Linked DNA regions of Homo sapiens: region 1 is linked to region 2. The links are chromatin loops, found by intact Hi-C in ENCODE. Cell type or tissue: OCI-LY7. All regions are shown on one strand. Each heading gives the region's core, and the rest is flanking DNA. Links, peaks and the distances in the headings are about the cores only.

Evidence for each region. Peaks named below come from ENCODE experiments on the same cell type or tissue, not always from the same donor. Only the 100,000 strongest peaks of a DNase experiment are listed, where the experiment ranks them.
Region 1: it touches region 2 in a loop (5-fold over the local background); 50 of 110 quality-filtered maps call a loop at or near these places.

What each region holds. Positions count from the first base shown.
Region 1 is chr20:62,153,835-62,159,200 of GRCh38, forward strand. SS18L1 (SS18L1 subunit of BAF chromatin remodeling complex) reads left to right here. Exons shown (of 11, transcript NM_198935.3): 2 at 4,838-4,914. Among named protein-coding and RNA genes, the nearest start is that of SS18L1, 13 kb to the left of the region's middle. In OCI-LY7, for the core only: CTCF peaks have their summits at 3,256 (motif pointing left) and 3,464; a DNase peak (open chromatin) is centred at 3,267.
Region 2 is chr20:62,008,577-62,013,942 of GRCh38, forward strand. It overlaps TAF4 (TATA-box binding protein associated factor 4), which reads right to left. Exons shown (of 15, transcript NM_003185.4): 3 at 4,239-4,358; 4 at 1,470-1,589; 5 at 476-598. Among named protein-coding and RNA genes, the nearest start is that of MIR3195, 54 kb to the right of the region's middle. In OCI-LY7, for the core only: CTCF peaks have their summits at 2,428 and 2,644; a DNase peak (open chromatin) is centred at 2,455; H3K27ac peaks cover 427 bases.

The DNA of each region.
Region 1 (5,366 bases), core at 262-5,261, 150 kb after region 2:
GTTTGGGGAGGGAGGCGCATCATTTTATGGCCTCCTGAGAACAGGTGTTTGGGATGTGTCCCTTTAAACAGAATTCCCACGCTCCCTTCACTCGACTGCTGGCATGTTAACGCCACCTCACTTGCTGTCCCCTCCCCTCTTCTGTCCTGTGGACACGTGTTATTCTTGCCCTGACAATTTGAGAATGAGTTGTAGACTTGGTGCCCCTTTACTCCCAAATGCTTGAACGTGACTTTGCTGCCAACGAGGACATGACGCCGTACAAAGATTGAAACGGGGGAGCTGACATGGCAGCAGCACAGCCGTCTGCTCCAACTCACTGTGACTTCCCAGTTGTCCCGGTAATGGCTTTTGTAGGACATCATTAAGGATTACTGGAAGGACCCTGGGACCATGTCTGTTGAGAACCACTTGTTCATCTTCCTTGTCTTTGATGACTCTGACAGTTTTTGAAGAATGCCGGCCAGTCATCGAGTGCCCTTGGTTTGGGTACAAGGTGCGTTTTCCTAACTTGCGGGTCTGAAAGTGCGTCCATTCCCCCTTCACGCCTGGTTGCGGTTTCGGCGGACTAGAATTTCTACGCAGAAGTCTCCCTCAGGATCAGACCGTAGCCCTTCCGGAAACCTCCATGGTGAGTTCATCTCTCCTCCAGAGCCTCCCTCAGGCCAGGCCATCGGCCCCCCAGAGGTCTCCGTTGGGACTGGGTCATCACACCTCAGGGGGTGTCCCTTGGTATGGGACACAGCTCCTCCGGAAGTCTCCGTGAGGTCGTTGCACCCTGCGGGCCCATGTAGGAGGCTCCGTGCTGTCGGAATCCACTGTCCTTCACGTGGAACCTGGTTTTTCTCTCCTGTCATGTTTAGGATCTTTCTTTGTCCCTGGTCTTTTTTGGCAAACTGGTCACCTGGGGGCCCTTCCAATGGGGAAATGCGTCCTTCAGCTCTGAGAAAATGATTGAAGGATTTGGGGGTGATTTCTTCACTGCTCCTGTCTCTGGGGCTCCTGGAGGGCCGCGCTGGCCCACTCCCTTTCTTCGTGATCTTTCTGTTTTCACCTCGGTCGATCCGTCCTGCTTTCCAGGACTCCTCCTCAACTTCATATCCCGCCCCTCTGTTGAATTGTGTTCTGACTAACAGGTTTTCACCTCCAGAGCTCTTCTGCCCCCTCTGTTGTTTCTAACTGGCATCATCTTCTTTTCTGGGGCTCCAGTAACCTGCATCACTGCACCGGCTGACTTTGTGAGGATATTAATAATAGGTTTTGTTGGATTTTTTTAAAAAGTTTCAGGCCGGGTGCAATGGCTCATGCCTGTAATGAGCACTTGGGGAGGCAGAGGCGGGCAGATCAGTTGAACCTAGGAGATCGAGACCAGCCTGGGCAACACAGGGAGACCCTGTCTCTACCAACAACAACAACAAAAAAAACCCATTTAGCCAGGCATGGTGGCACACACCTGTAGTCTCAGCTACTCGGGCGGTTGAGGTAGGAGGATCACTTGAGCCTGGGAGGTGGAGGTTGCAGTAAGCCAAGATCACGCCACTGCACTCCAGCCTGGGTGACAGAGCGAGACCCTGTCTCAGAAGAAAAGCAAATAGAAAAAGTCTCCGTCTTGCATAACCTTCATCTTTGGATTTTGGCCTCTGTGGCTGGTTTTGGCCTTTGTCTTTCAAATGGCAGGTGGGGGCCGCACCGCTGTGGCTTCTGCGGATTGGAGGCCGGGGCACTGCCTGCTATGCTCAGGCAGGCGTGTGGCCTGTGGTTCACTCTGAGGTGCTCTTTCCCTTCAGTGCCCAAGCATCTTTCCTCCAGGCTGGTCACTTTCCTGGAGACGCCCCCTCCTCCAACCCCATCTCCTGCCAGCAGATCCTGGGCGACCCTGAAAGGTGCCAGAATTTTAACATTCCTGAGCCTTGTGGGGCTTCGCAGCACAGTGTGGCTCAGGCCAGGTGCCCTGGGGGCACTGATTCAGTTGTTACTCATCCATGTGCTTTTCAGCTTCCAAACTCCCGCTGCTGCCATCTTGTGCCCTCCCCATTCTGTCCTTAGAAGGCCACACCTGTTCCATCCTTAGTCGCCGGCCGGGGCCTGGGGTTTGGGGTGTCCAGTCTTCCACCTTTCATTCTGCCTGTCCTGCCCTTTTTCAAGTGGGTATGTGTCTAACATACATGAGAAAGTTCTCTGTATCCAGTTTTCTAAACACCCACACCAGTACTGTGTTTCGTCGTGCTTCGTCGTGCGTACATAAACCTCGCGGCACTGCCCTGGCCAGTGCACACCCGCGGGGCTCTGCCTAATGAAGTCAGTGGCTTGCGCCCCCCGGCCCATCCCGGCCCCGTGCTGGGAGTGATGCTGAAATGCCCGCCGTGTCTAGTTCGTGTCCCTGGAGACAATCTCTGCCTGGGGGTTAGGAGTCAAGGAGGGGAAGCCCTTTAGAAGGAAAGGAAGAAAGCCCATAGTTGTCCCTTCCTGCAGTTCATCTGAAGGCAGAGCCATCTGGAATGCTGGCGCCTGGCAGGTGGACTCTCCCTCACCTGCCCACTGGTAAGCCTGGCCCACAGTGTCCCCTGGCGGCCCCCCACCCCCATCTCAGGATGGCTCCTCGGCCCCATTGGGCTCAGCTGAGTGCAGGGCACCTTGTCCCCAGCAGGGAGAAAAGTGGTAAAGAGTGGAAAGGGGGAAGGTATAACTTTAAGAAAAAATAGAGCAGGAGAAACCAACCCTGAAGTCGTGGAGACCGGCGGAGGAGGAAGCTGAGTTGAGGGCAGTCACTCAGCTGGGGCTGTGGGTCCGGGCTCTGCCCTGTGAGCTGGCCTGGCTTGGCTCTCTCCACCCTGGGCTCCCTCTGCCTGTGGATGAGTTTGGGCCCCAAGGTCAAATCGCAGTTAGAGGGGCCACGTTGCAGGGTGGAGGCACAGCTGGGTGGCCCCAAGGCCCCAGGCAGGCAGGTGGGCTCCTCCTCCCCTTGCCCTGGGGCTCCCCTGCTCCAGGGCCTGTAGAGCTCCTGTCGGGAGCGGCCTCCTAGGGCTGAGTGACCCAGCACGCTGTAGTGGAGCCAAAAGGCACTGCTTTTTCCTTGGGTGCCAGCCTCTGAGAAAAGGCCTTTTTATGAAAAGCAGCAGGCGTGGTGGGCTCAGTTCTGTGCCTCCCTGCAGACAGAGGCAGCTGGTCACAGGGCGGGTGTCGCCTCTTCTCAGTCCCCTCCCATACCCCCTCTCTCCTCTCTCGCCTCCCGTTGGGTCTCCGCGGGCCACCCAGTGCTGCCCCCAGGTGGACACCTTGAAAGAGCCGGCTCTCCTGTGCCTGCTCCCCACGGCCTGTGGGCGTCCTGTGTGGTGTCTGCAGGATGCCGCCTGGCCCCAGCCCCTGTTCCTCTGCTGCCACCCACCCCTCCCCACTTCTACCAACCACCAGACTCAGCACGTCCTGACTACGTGCAGGTGTGTGGACGCAAGGCCTTGGGCCGCTTGATTTGGGGAGTGCTCCGGAGCCCTCCTGGGGCCACAGAGCACGTTCAGGAGGCGCTTTGGGAAGGAAACCTGGGGAATCTGTGGGCCCAGCCCCCTGCTGCTCAGGTGTGGCCAGGCACGTGGGTCACCAGGTCAGAGACAGGCTGAGCCCCTGCATCTGACAGGTTCCTGGCAGTGCCCATCTTGAGCGCAGACCGTGCTTGGCGGAGTGTATGCCTGGCCGTCCCTGGACCAGAAGCCTCCATTTTGCCAGTTCTAGGAGCACGTGGCGCCTGCAGAGAGACCCCTGGCCCAGCTCTGGGAGGCCCACATCTGGCTGTTCACCTGAGTCACTTGAAACTGGTTTAATCTGGGTTTAGGGTCATGACCTTGTCTGTGCACACACACTTTATGTGTAAGACACGGAAGGTTCAAGACGGGACCGGCCTTCCCTGTGTGGCCTGTGGGCCTATCGTGCCGTTCTCCTGCATTTCAGCGCAGCACCCCTGGGGGTGAGGGCTGCGGGGTGCCAGCCCCAGGTCTAGGTCATGCCCGGTTCCGCAGTCTCACGCATCTTTTCTGCCCCCACGCCGGCCTGTGTGTGTGTGTGGTTTCTTCTACCGGTGGTGCCGTCCCTGACCCCCCCAGACCCTTTCCTTCCCTCCCTCACCGCGGTTGGTGCAGCCCCTGCAGGAAGTCTCGATGCCCTTACCACCTGGGAGTGCCCTGGACCCCTGCTGATCCTTGGGAGGGGGCAGTTACCTGTGCCCCACCCTGTGTGGTTGCAATTCGAGGCTATCCCCTCCAGCTAGGGGCACCAGGGCCTCTTGTGGGGTGCCCACAGGGTCCTGACATCCTTGCCATCGGCTTGGCTGACCCTTGCTGCACAGATGCTCTGCCGTCAAGGGCCCTGGAAGCTGGAGGGTCCTTCGGGCTGGGGGCTGCTGGGGGCACGGGGCCTCTGTGTTTTCATTTGTGGGCTTAGATGGCCCTGCCGCTTACGGATGAAGTCCCCAGCACAGGGAGGTGTGAATGTTCGGTCTGTGGTGGCTGAGGCAATGCACGTAACGACAGTTTCGTATACAGAACAGGCGTAGCATCCGAGATCTGGAAATTTGAAGTGCTCCAAAATCCAGAACCTTTTGAGCACCAACATGAGGCTCAAAGGAAATGCTCATTGGAGCATTTTGGATTTCGGGTTTTCGGATTAGGGATGCCAAACCGGTGGGTCTAATACAGATATCCCCAAATCTGGAAAAATCTGAAATCTGACACGTTTCACGTAAGGGACGCTCAACCTATATGAAAACTAGATGTGTAGCGATGGCTGTTCATCCCGAGGGTCAGCGACAGCCCCGCGTCGGCAGCGCCCGCTCACGCTCTCTCCGCAGATGCTGGACGAGAACCACCACCTGATCCAGTGCATCCTGGAGTACCAGAGCAAGGGCAAGACGGCCGAGTGCACGCAGTGAGTGCCCGCCATACACCGGAACACTTGGAGGGTGTCATGCAGAGTCTAAGCACAGAGGCCAGATACGTCCCAAGAGTCCCCCAGCACAGAGATCAGATAAGTCCCAGGAGTCCCCAGCACGGAGGCCAGATATGTCCCAGGAGTCCCCTGCACAGAGGCCAGATATGTCCCAGGAGTCCCCCAGCACGGAGGTCAGATATGTCCCGAGAGTCCCCCAGCACGGAGGCCAGATATGTCCCGAGAGTCCCCCAGCACGGAGGCCAGATATGTCCCGAGAGTCCCCCAGCACGGAGGCCAGATATGTCCCGAGAGTCCCTGGCACAGCTGCGAAGCATTGCTGCCAGAACTGGGGTAGTTCTGAGGGAGGCGGAAAGTGGGAGGCAGGAGCAGTGTGGGGAGGCCTGGGCCAGCCTCTCTGGGCAGCTCTGTGGCCAACAGCCAGCGCACCA
Region 2 (5,366 bases), core at 110-5,109:
GGAGCGCGAATGTGCCTCAGCTGGTCTGCTCCATGGGGAGGGGGCTTCTGGTGGCTCAGGGTGCAGAATGCCTGTTCCAGCCGGGACTGCGGACACCTGGGAATTTTATAAGAGGTCACACAGGAGTGGGGAGAGGGCCAGAAGGGAGTTGCTGGAGACCCTGACCAGAGTGCAGCATGGTTGGGGCAGCCAGAGGAGAAGAGAGCCACAGACAAGGGACGCAGGCACCAGAAAACGGCAAAGCCCGGGAGACCTCCAGGCGCCGGCCCCAGAACACCCAGCCCCAGGAAGGAGTCTCCTTAGCTAGGCCACACACGCCTTCGACACGTGTGCACCCCTCCCCTTCGCCTGCAGCCTTCCAGAGGAGCTCTCCCTGCTGGCACAGGCCTCCCGGGCACAGGTCACAGCAGCAACAGGTGTCTGTCCTATGCAACAGGCTTTAGGGGAAAGGGAATGTAAAGTCAAGGTTTCTCACCAGTAAATTCTGCACGAGCTCTTTCACATTAGCTGCTGTCTCTGTAGACTGCTTGCCAGATGAAGCCAGTTTTATTAACGTAGATAGGAAATTTTTACATTTCTTCACGTTTTCCATAGTTTCCTGGATTAAAGTAAAAAGATATAAGTGAAAAATCTTAAAAGGCAGATTTTTGTCACAGCCTTTGGTTACTAAAATATGCATATGTACAAAAGATACATATATTTCTTCTCTAAACTTCTTTCAAGAAAACGCACCACCTCTTGGAACCCTGGGCCATGGGGCAGGCCAGCCACATCAGTCACATGGCCACCGAAGTCAGCATCTCCCTCAGCCCCGCAAGGCCACATCTAGGAATGCAGCTATGCAAATAATTAAAAAAGTGAAAAGAGACTCTGCGAAGATGCCTGCTACAATGTTGCTGACCATAAGGACAACCTATGCCAATCCAAACGGACACAGAAGGAACCAAATAGGATGCGGTCACTAAAGCAACGAAAAGTACGCAGCAAAGAAACACCAAAAAGGCGTCAAGTGGGGCCCACTGTTTAAAGATGTCTATCGATACAGGCCGACACTGTGTGTACAAACGGGTGGCGCTGCTGTTTTACACACTGAACACAACAGTTCACCAGTGACTCTTCTGTTTTAATAAAGATGTGTATCGATACAGGCCGACACTACGAGTGTGTACAAACGGGTGGCGCTGCTGTTTTACATACAACGCGACAGTGCACCAGTGACTTTTTCAAAGGCAGGTGTTTGGGCTTTTGCTGTTTGCAGACTTCTGCGGTCTAAGGCCCTCGGAGCCCACCTCACACAGCACAGCAGCAGAGCCCCACGTGCTCACGTGGGCCCCAGACTGTTCACTGCTTTGTGAAGCAAGCAGTGAGCGGTCTGGGACAGAAGCCGGCCTGAGGTCTCAAGGCTGCATTTTCTGACCTGCGCCACGGGCCTGACCGTCTTTGAAGGCACGGAAAGGAGTGGCTCTTACCGTGGCAGCTGAGGAAGTGGTGGTCGCCCCTGGTACCGTGCGCTGAGGAGTCCCCGTCTGAACAGCCGTCGCCGTCCCAAGTGAAGCCGTCTGGGCAGCGCCACCCAGAACGAGCTGAGGCTACAAGAATCCAAAAACACAAGGTAAGGGCATCTCACGCCACCAGCTGACGAGGGGGAGACCAGCCTCACGCCCAGCAAAAGAAAACAAGCCTCCCTGCGGTGGCCAGGACGCCCAGGAAGCCAAGGACCCCGGCCACCTGCCAGCCCGCTGGACACGGGAGTGCTGCTGGGAGGCCTGCCCTGTGCCCTGACGATCGCAGTCCTGAGCGGGTGAGGAAGGCATGATTTGCACCTGCATCAAAAACGGACGTTCACAAAGCCAGGCACTGCAGAGACCCCAGTCCTCAGAAGTCCATGGAAAAAGTCACATAGAGACCAGAGTAAATAATCCTAACAGGCAACCCAGATCCCCATCTCTCAGAAATCAAAACAACAAACAGAAGAACGGCTCCTGAAAGCTCCATCCTCCCAGGTGCAGAGGCTGGCTACAGGGCGGTCAGGGCTCCACAGCCGCAGCCTCCCATAGGGGAGGGTCCCCAGCTCCCTGCAATCACCCAAACCCACCTTTCTTTACTCCCCAAAAGTGAGTGTCAACAAGAAGCCTCCCACAGAGGGGAGTTTTCAGAGCAGATTCGAGCAATGGAGGATGGGTCATCAGTGTCAAACTGTCAGAAAGGAGGGGCTGCTTTGCTAAGCAAATGAACAGCCAGACGCCAAAAGGTAGCTCAGACAACTCAGTGGCCTGTACTCGATTCCTAACATTTCCATTCTACATGAATAATCAGAATGCAAATGTTTACTGATATTTTAAACTAGTACTTTTCCAATGTATAAATCTAGCAGTCAACATTTTCTGTCTCCAATTTTTTAAACACTCCTTTGCAACTTCTGAAAGCAGGGGGCAGTGTAAGCCTGAGAATGGCTCCGGAGCAGCGAGCTCTCTCCCGGTGGGTGCAGCCCCGCCAGCACGTGGGAAGCAACTCTGAACCAGCCCCGCTTCCAGAGGGGTGCGGATGGGCTGTGAGGAGGCAGCAGGGTGGAGGGACTGTTTCTAAGTCTGTGTATCTTTTCACTTGTAACAATAAGCATGGATTTTTTTTTTAACTGAAAAACATCAAATAAAAACCTCCAGTGAAGAAAACATAAAAGGACACACCAAGCTGCTGCTTCTGGACCCTGGGAGTACCCAGGACCCACCTCATCTTTTGGGAGTCTTCTTTCCCATCAAAACTGACTCCTCACACTTACTTCCACTCCTAAGAACACATATTTCACTCAGATGATATCCAGATTGTGTCTGCCACTAAGTATAATGCAAAAACTTAACCATAAGCTCCAACTACCTTCTCAAAAAAGTCACTGTAACCAAAAATCCAGACGCACCAATCAGAGCACAGGACTGAGCAAGCTCCTTCAGGGAAAACACCAAGGGCGGGGCCTGCACCAAAGGCCAGCACACATCTCCCTGGTACTGAACCGCCCTTCCACCCACTTTCACCCACTGCAGCTGCAGCCAGCCAGGACATGACCCAGTGAGGGTAGAAGAGCCGGGGTTGCGGGGGGAGCTGCCCCTGGAGTCCACACCCCCTGGGGCTCAGCCTCCATTTCACCACTGAGCAATGGGAAAAGGGCCTGTGGCACTGAGGCAAGGACTCTGGATCTCTCTGCAGAGCGTCCAGGCCCACTGCCTGGCTCATGGCAGGTGCTTCACCAGCAGCGACCAACACCATAGAGACCTACGCATCCACGGATGCTCACAGACACCAGGTGACCAAGAAAAACCCCTGAACCATTTTTCTCCCAGCTGCTTCCTGCTGACTGCCCAGAGAAAGCTGCTTCCCTCACCAGGTGCGTCTGACCGGCCAGCCCCTTCCCCTCCACACACCTCCGCCACCCCTTCCAGAACAGCCTGGCCTGCACACAAACCCTTCTGGGATCTGCAGGCCAAAGGCTGAGCTGTCAGGAGCATCAGCACCACTAGGAGAGGGGCCAGCACCTGCTCTGGGACACGCTCCTCTCTGCAGATGAAAACGCTGTTCTAGAAACCAGCGGCCACCAGGGTGGATACAGAACCCTTCTAGAACGATGCTCTCACTACAGACGAGGGATGTGAGCGGCAGGTGGCAGCGTGGCGTGGCAGGCACCGTGCAGGTGGCATGGCCGGGAGTGAGTCCCAGAGCCTCCCTTGCCTCAGTGTAAGCGCCGCACCACGAGATGAAGGGAGCGATGTCATCTGCTTCCCAGGGTGCGGTGAAAGTTACGGTCCATGTGCCTGCAACAGTGAGAGCGACGCCTCGGCCACGTTCACCTTAGCGACAGCCGCCGTCCTCAAGTTACACACAAGGCCACATGTGCACACACACACTGTCCTCACCGCAGGCTGCTTCTGCTTCAGACATGCCTTATGATCAAGTACTAGTAAGGACATAGTTTTAATGCTTCCAACATGGTGGAAAGCTTGAACAGTGCTGCTGGTGTTAAATTCTGTGTGACTAAAAAAAAGAAAAAAGAAAAAAAGAAATCCTGACTTATCCCATGTTGGTGGTCAAAGAAAAAGCACTTTCTTCACAGAGAACCTTCCTCCCCAGATTTGACGTAGTATCCAGTTTAAAAAAAAAAAAAAACTCCTAAGGCCTGATCTCTGCATCAAAGAAATCACACTTCGTGGCCCCTGCAGCCTCAAGAGATCCGCCGCCTGCCCTCTCACCTGGACGCCGGGCGAGCGCTGCAGGGTTGCACTGGGCTGCACCGTTGTCTGGGCCTGAGACACTTGCTTAATTATGGTAGTTGGGGTCACCTGCCGTGCAATGATAGGTGTTCCAGGTGCCTGAAAAATAAGCAGAGTCACCTAAAACGAGCGCAAGTAAAAGGAATTCCCACCCCCAGGTACACAGAAATTATTCCTTCCATATGTAACTAGTATATCCAAGTGGGTCCCAGGCTTATCCGTGATCTGCAATGAAGCCACTGTAATTCTAAAGTTTTCTTACCAAAGAACAAGTGTATGACAAACATTTTCCTATACTACAATAAACATATCATTAGGCTTCTTAACAGAGTCTACAAAAGGTCATCTCTGAAGAACGCAGGTATCTAGAAATCAATCCTCGTGCTGCTGGCTTGTGACCTCGTTAACAATCACTAAAAAGGATGCAAAGGCAGACGGCCAGTCAGTGTCGCAAAGGGGTAGGGAGGTGGCCGCCCCTAGGCTAGATGGCCAGTCAGTGCCAGAGAGGGGAAGGAAGGTGGCTGCCCAGGACAGAGGGACGCCACAAGTCCTGAGCCCATGAAGTTTGTCGGAGAGAGACTGACATGGAAAGAGCAGATGGCAGACTGCAATGGGATGCCCACAGTGCAAGTGAAGCCACGAGTGTCTTCCACAGTGTCCCACTCAGCAGACAGATGCTGCAGACTTGAGGACACCGTTCTGTGCTACTTCAGATCTGGGTGGTCTCTGGCAGCCTCCGGCACGTCCGTCCACGTCCCTGTCTATGGGACAGAGGCACAACTCCAGAGGGTACGCAGCTCACGTAGCAGGAGAAGGATGCTGATCAAGTCATTCCAGTCTTCACAAACCTGCCAGGTCATTCAGAGCAGCAGCATCACAGTGCCAGGGAAACACGGCAGGAGACGGGGCAGGAACACGCAGCGTGCGGGCACGTGCAGGTGACAGTCATGGGGCCAGACACAGACACACGCCGGGAGAGGCAAGTCCTGGGCACTCTGCCCTCCAAGTCAGAATCCGTGCTCCCTACCACAGCTCAGGGGTCGGGAGCTTCGGCCCTGAAGGCTGACGCGGGTGTGTGTGTGTGTGTGTGTGTGTGTGTGTGTGTGT